Linked DNA regions of Mus musculus: region 1 is linked to region 2. A link is a contact called in ENCODE POLR2A ChIA-PET data. All regions are on one chromosome and are shown on one strand. Each heading gives the region's core, a stretch centred on a gene start or an enhancer-like site at or near the end of the contact. The rest is flanking DNA. Distances are from core to core; before and after follow the strand shown. Region 1 holds the start of Srsf2 (serine and arginine-rich splicing factor 2). Region 2 holds the start of Prcd (photoreceptor disc component).

The links. ChIA-PET counts read pairs that join two places held with the same protein, here RNA polymerase II (POLR2A).
Region 1: POLR2A ChIA-PET joins it to region 2 with 16 read pairs in embryonic stem cell. The contact joins the promoter of Srsf2 here to the promoter of Prcd in region 2. POLR2A ChIA-PET finds 5 or more read pairs at or near these places in 2 of 5 experiments (Patski and embryonic stem cell).

Annotation. Positions count from the first base shown.
Region 1 is chr11:116,851,506-116,854,346 of GRCm38, forward strand. Srsf2 (serine and arginine-rich splicing factor 2) reads right to left here and starts at 1,589. Exons shown (of 3, transcript NM_011358.2): 1 at 1,063-1,589; 2 at 516-826. The coding sequence starts at 1,424. The coding sequence ends at 523. It overlaps Mfsd11 (major facilitator superfamily domain containing 11), which reads left to right and starts at 2,495. Exons shown (of 13, transcript NM_178620.4): 1 at 2,495-2,668. The coding sequence starts at 2,573.
Region 2 is chr11:116,655,714-116,658,756 of GRCm38, forward strand. Prcd (photoreceptor disc component) reads left to right here and starts at 1,395. Exons shown (of 5, transcript NM_001163318.1): 1 at 1,395-1,594; 2 at 1,825-1,893. The coding sequence starts at 1,524.

The DNA of each region.
Region 1 (2,841 bases), core at 339-2,838, 200 kb after region 2:
GGGGTTCCAAAAGTTCATTGCTTCTTAATTGCAATTCCTTTGCCACATCCATTAGAGTAAGAAGTCCCAGTCAGCACAACAACAGTTGCACTGAATGTTTTTCTCTATGAGGATAGTGCATCTTTAACATTTAAAGACAAACCTGCTCCAATACACGCCCACAGAAACTGGTCCCTGGAGGATCAGCCAAATCAGTTAAAATCTGCAATACTGGCCAATATTCTTTGATAAAACAGGAGACCGCAGCTTTAAAGGGGGAAAATGCAGACGTTGGATAAAAACAGCAAGAAATAGTCATTTTCATTAATAGGTCTCAAACAGCATGAAACAGCCATTACTATCTAAGCTTTACACAATCCTCTCTGCAGACCCCTCTTCAGCATCACTCCCAAAGCTGAGTAACTTCAGAGCAGTAGTACTCTTAACACCAGGAGTCTTTATGCTAACAAGGCTCAAAAAACCTACTCCATACCCCACGGGAGTTAGGGCGTGTCTCAGATTCCCGCAGACATTACCATTTTCTTAGGAAGAAACTGCTCCCTCTTCTTCTGGAGACTTGGGTGGGCTCTTGGACCGCGACCTAGACTTGGACTCTCGCTTCGACACGGGCGGAGGGCTTCTCGATCGCGACCTGGACCTTGACCTCGAGCGGGATCTGGAGACGGAGGAGGACTTGGACTTGGATCTTCGGGCAGATCTGGACTTGGAGGTTGATCTGGAGCGCGAGCGAGTGCGGGACCGAGACTTGGAGCGGCTGTAGCGGGAGCGGCTTCGCGACCTGGACCGACTCCGGCTTCGAGATCGGCTGCGCCGGCGTCGCCGAGGGCTGCGAGTGGGACGTGAACGAAGCGACAGGGTGAGCTTGCAGGCCGCCGGTCCCGCCCCGCCCGCCCCGCCGCCATTATCTGGCTGCCAGGCGCCATTTCCCTTGCCGCGAGGCGGGGTCTCGCACGGAGTGGCCCGGCCCTGCTGCCACCCCGGCCGCGAGGGAGGGGCTGGCTCCACGTGCTCCGCGTACCTTTGTGCCCGTCCGCCTCCCGCTCCGCCCCGGGCCCCGCTCACCTGCGGCTCCGCCGCCCGTAGCCGCCGCCGCCGTACCGACGGGGTGGCGGGCCCCGGCGGCTGTGGTGCGAGTCGGGCGGGCGGCCGTAGCGCGCCATCTGCACCCGCAGCTCGCGGCCGTCGAGCACCGCCCCGTCCATGGCGTCCATGGCGTCTTCGGCGTCGCGCTTGTCGTGGAACCGGACGAAGGCGAAGCCCCGGGACTCCTTGGTGTAGCGGTCCCGCGGAATGTACACGTCGCCGACGCGCCCGTATTTCTCGAAGACGCGCCTCAGGGTGTCGGGCGAGGTGCGGTAGGTCAGGTTGTCCACCTTGAGGGAGGTCATGCCCTCCACATCGGGAGGCGGGCGGCCGTAGCTCATGGCTGCGAAGCGGCGCCGAGACCCTAACGCCCCGGACAGGCCCTCGCTCTCCGGAAACGCAGCTCCGTCAGGCGCTCGGTAGCTACAGTCCTCGTGGGTAGGGAGGGAGCCGCAAGGCCGCCGCAGAGCACCCGAACCTGACGGACGCCTGAGCAGCAACTAAGCGAGCGGGCGGGCCCCAGCGCGCATTTATACCCACCCTTACAAAATGGCGCCCGCGCCACCCGGAAATGAATCTCCTGATTGGCCCATTCGGCCGTGTTGCGTAACGTCGCCGCCGCGCGCCCCGCCCCTCCCAGGTGCGCCTGCGCACCGCGCGGCGGGCGGGCGGAAAGCGCGCAGTCACTGCGGTGGGGCGGGGGAGCAGCCAGAGAAGGCAGTTAGAAAGCCCGCCAAATGCTCTACCGTGGGTGCGTCCGCGAGAGCGCGGGGAAGGGGAAGAACGAGGCTCTATGGAGGGAGAAAGAGGAAGCGCGCCCCACCAGAGCCCCGCCCCTTCCCCACGCCAATGCCCGGGCTCCACGCGCCGTTCCGCCCAGCCTTCAGTCCCGCCTGTCAGAGCCGGTTCTTGCGCTCTCTTTTGCCTCTCTGTGTCCCGGGGCCACCTCACGTTCCCCTCTCCCGCCGCTCCTGACTGAGGCTCGCTGCCTTGGTTTCACTTCTCGGGGCCTTTGCTCTCTACGAAGGGACGGGTAGTGTAGACCTAAAGTACGCGCTAGCCACAGCGTGCGGCCGTACCCTCCCCTCCCCCCACGGGGCGCCGGGACTACATTTCCCGGCGGGCGCTGCGACCAGACTCTGGTCAGCTGACCGGTCTCGTGATCTGCTGTGAGTCAGGCCGGGAGGGCGGGCCCCAGCAGCTGCTACTGCTCGTCCTTGCCCCGGATCCCGTTCCCTGCAACTGGAGTTGCGGCGGGTAGACCCCGGGTCTCCTCTGCACTCGGTCGCGTCCCCGGAGGGTCCCGACTGTACCGGTGGGGAGAGATTTCCCTTAAACCCACGATTCCCATCCCAAGATTGGAAATCGGCAGTCTGGCTTCGTGGTTCTCTCATCTGGTTTCTTCCCTCAGGGCTGTCAGGGGGTTCGACTGGAGGAGAAGAGGTGACTGTCCTGGGCCGCTGCTGGCCTCTGAGCAAGCGGAGCCAAAATGTCCCCGGAGTCTAAAAAGCTTTTCAACATCGTTATTTTAGGAGTTGCCTTTATGTTTATGTTCACCGCCTTTCAGACTTGTGGAAATGTGGCGGTGAGTTGGAATCTGTACTCCTTCCTTTGAATGCCCGTCTGAATGCATTCCAGCTGTGACAATAAACGTTTATGTCCGCTACCACGCCAAGATTGCACCTCCTGTTTTTCAGCCTACCCTTTCTCGTTTTCTTAATTTTGTGTATCAGATATTTCGCGTTTACGTGGTGTTAA
Region 2 (3,043 bases), core at 145-2,644:
CCTTTATAGGCCCAGCAGGCTGCTCCCTGGAGCTCAGGGTTGGGGTGTCTGATGTTACTCCTGGCCAGGAGACATTACCTCCCACCTTGTTTAGGAAGGAAAACTGAAGGTCCTGGAGAGGTGATGGCCCAGGTGGGTTTAGGTCCCAGCATCACTCAGCCCTTGTCTCAGCCCTGTGTTGCTGACTCAAGCCCTACTGCCCAAGGCAGCTAGTTGCCCAGGAGGTCCAGGTGGGATGTGCAAAGAGTATTTCTATCGATTCTCAACTTCTCCTCTGACTGTTGTATCTCCATAACATAGGATTATATTGGTACAGTAGTCTAGTATATAATTGATAAGCTTATAATTTGTATCTAAATTACATAAGATTGTTATATAAGATAGAATTTATAGTTCTGTCTGTGTGCACACCTCGACTCTGCCTTTTACTGCAAAGGGAGTGTAATTAGGAAAGCTCAGAAGGTGCAGGGGAGGCCTGGTGCACGCGCACGCATGCACACACACACACACACACACACACACACACACGCACACACACACGCACACACACATGTGCACGCACACACTCTCACACACATGCACATACTCTCACACACACGCACACACGTGCTCGAGCACACACACACACACACTCACACACACACACACACACACACACACACACACACACACACGCTCTACTCTCTGGTCCTCCTGGTCCCATCATCCATCTCTTCTCCTCTCTGCCATTCTCTCCTGCCTTGGCTGCGACAGTGCAACTCCCCTGCCTCGCAGCCTCGGTCCCTGAAGACTGGCAAGCTTTCATGTCAGCAGCCCGGCAGAGTTGGCTGAGGGCCCGTCCTTCTCTGGCACCTGCACGTTCAGACACCTCCTGTGATAGCTCACTCTTTCTCTCCCGTATGGGAGACTGAACTTAGGGCCTTGGAACCCCAGGCAAGTACTCTGCTACAGAGTTATCGCCTCAGAGCTCTTTGAGACACTCTCATTAGGTTTCCCAGGCTGGCCTCAGAGCTCTCTGGAGCTCAGCCAGGCTTTGAACTTGAGGTGCTCCTCCCCTCCCCAGTGGCTTACAGGTCTTTGTCACCGGGCCAAGGCCCCAGATCCTCTTTGAAGCTATCCTTGATGCTTCTAAGTCCTCAAGTGCTCTGCAGGTACATTTAACAGTGTATGGAAGTAGCTCACTTAGCTCGATTGCACTACGTGCCTTGATGCCAAAGCCCGGATAGTAGTGAATGTTCTGGGTAGAACATTCTGGAGGGGCACTCAGGGTTACCTGGCATGCCTTGAAGGAGGCTGACTTACTCTGCCACTAGAGGGGAGATCTTGGGCCTGGTGAGTTTAATCTCTCTTCACAAGGTCAGGTCTGCCCACTCCACTAATCAGCTTGAACGTCCTAATCCCTTCCCAGGAACTTCAGGAAACACAGCGGTGGCTTGGGAGAGGTAGGCTGGCCATTGTGGCTCCCCGGCCCTGTGGCCTTCTTCAGCGGAGTTGGTCGTCGGTGGGGATGGGGCAGCTGAGCCATGTGCACCACCCTCTTCCTGTTCAGCTTGGCCATGCTGTGGCGCCGTAGATTTACCAACCGAGTGGAACCGTGAGAAACTGATGGGGCTGTGGATTGGGGTCGTGGGTGGGAGGGACCACCAGGGAGAGTTACAGACAAGCTGGTCTGGAAAGGAATTCAAAGGACACCCTGGAGGGGTCCCTCTTGGAGCTAGTGGTGTGGGTTGGAGCAGCCAGTGCTGTGCTGCTGGACTGTGGTAAAGGGGTGGGGCAGGGGCTGAGCACTGCCTACAGGTTCTCTTGCCTGCTCTTCCCTTCCAGAGAGCCCAGCAGAGTGGACGGGACAGTCGTGGGCAGCGGCTCAGACACAGACCTTCAATCTACCGGCAGGTGAAAGAGAGTCAGGAGTGGGGAAAGTAGTGCTAAGGAAACTATTGGTGTGTGCGCCTGTGTTTGTGTGCGCATGCGCGCACAGGCACTCAAATACCGAGTTCTAGCCCTAGCCCTAGCCCTCACCAGTCACTCCTTGTGTAGTGGGCAGGTTAGGTGGCAGAGGGAGTCCTTGCTCCTCTTTTCTGAACCAATGCTGTGTGGCTTTGCTTCTGTGATGTGAGTGTGGGGCAGTCCCCAGGAGGACCTTCTGTTGGAGGAGCAGGGAGCAGAGGGAGGAGGCAGGAGCCACTCTGGGTCGATTTGCTGCTCTCTTGTCCTTGGCCCTCCTCCTCCTCCTTCCTCTGCCACGGACGGGCTCTGCAGCTCCGTTGCCTGAACCTCCAGCAGGATTCGCTGTCCAGTCCCCAATAGAAGGCGCAGGAGGTGCATGACGTCATCGACACTAAGTGTCATTGGCTGGGCTGCCCCTGCGGGCAGGACGCTGTCTCCAATGGCCTGAAAGTTAACTCTTCCTTAGGTTGCAGCCATGTGGCCTTTGGGGAGGCAAAGTTGTGCATTCTTCCTGACTTTTCCTTCCCTGGTTTTCCAGAGTCTCCACGCCCGTCAAGACACTACAAAAGTGTCAATTTAGTACCTATGTGTAAGGTTATGTCCCGTGGACTCCCTAGCATGGGCAGGATCCCAAGATCAACTCTCACTTTTAGTGAAAACAAAGGGCAAAAAAGATCTCCCGGGCCTTCAGGATTTGGGGCCCACAGGAGGAGGGTGTCCTTACTAACTTGGCTCAAGTCAGTGTGGGCGGGTAAACACATACCATGCCCCCTAAAGCTGGAGTTGTGGACAACAGCTGCACAGCTGCGGAAGCACAGTGGAACTGGGAACTCGTGCTAGCTGTACTCTGGGCTGCATAGTGGTACTCCCGTCTGCATGGCCGTCCTCCCGGCTGCATAGCTGTCCTCCTGGCTACATAGCTGTCCTGGTCCTGGCTGCATAGCCGTCCTCCCGGCTGAGTACTTGATGGGTGCTTTATGTTTCCCTAGACCTTTCTCTTTTTCATTCTCTCTATTTATTTATTTATTTATTTACTCTTTTTTCGGTTTATTTATTTATTTATTTACTCTTTTTTCTTTTATTTATTTATTTATTT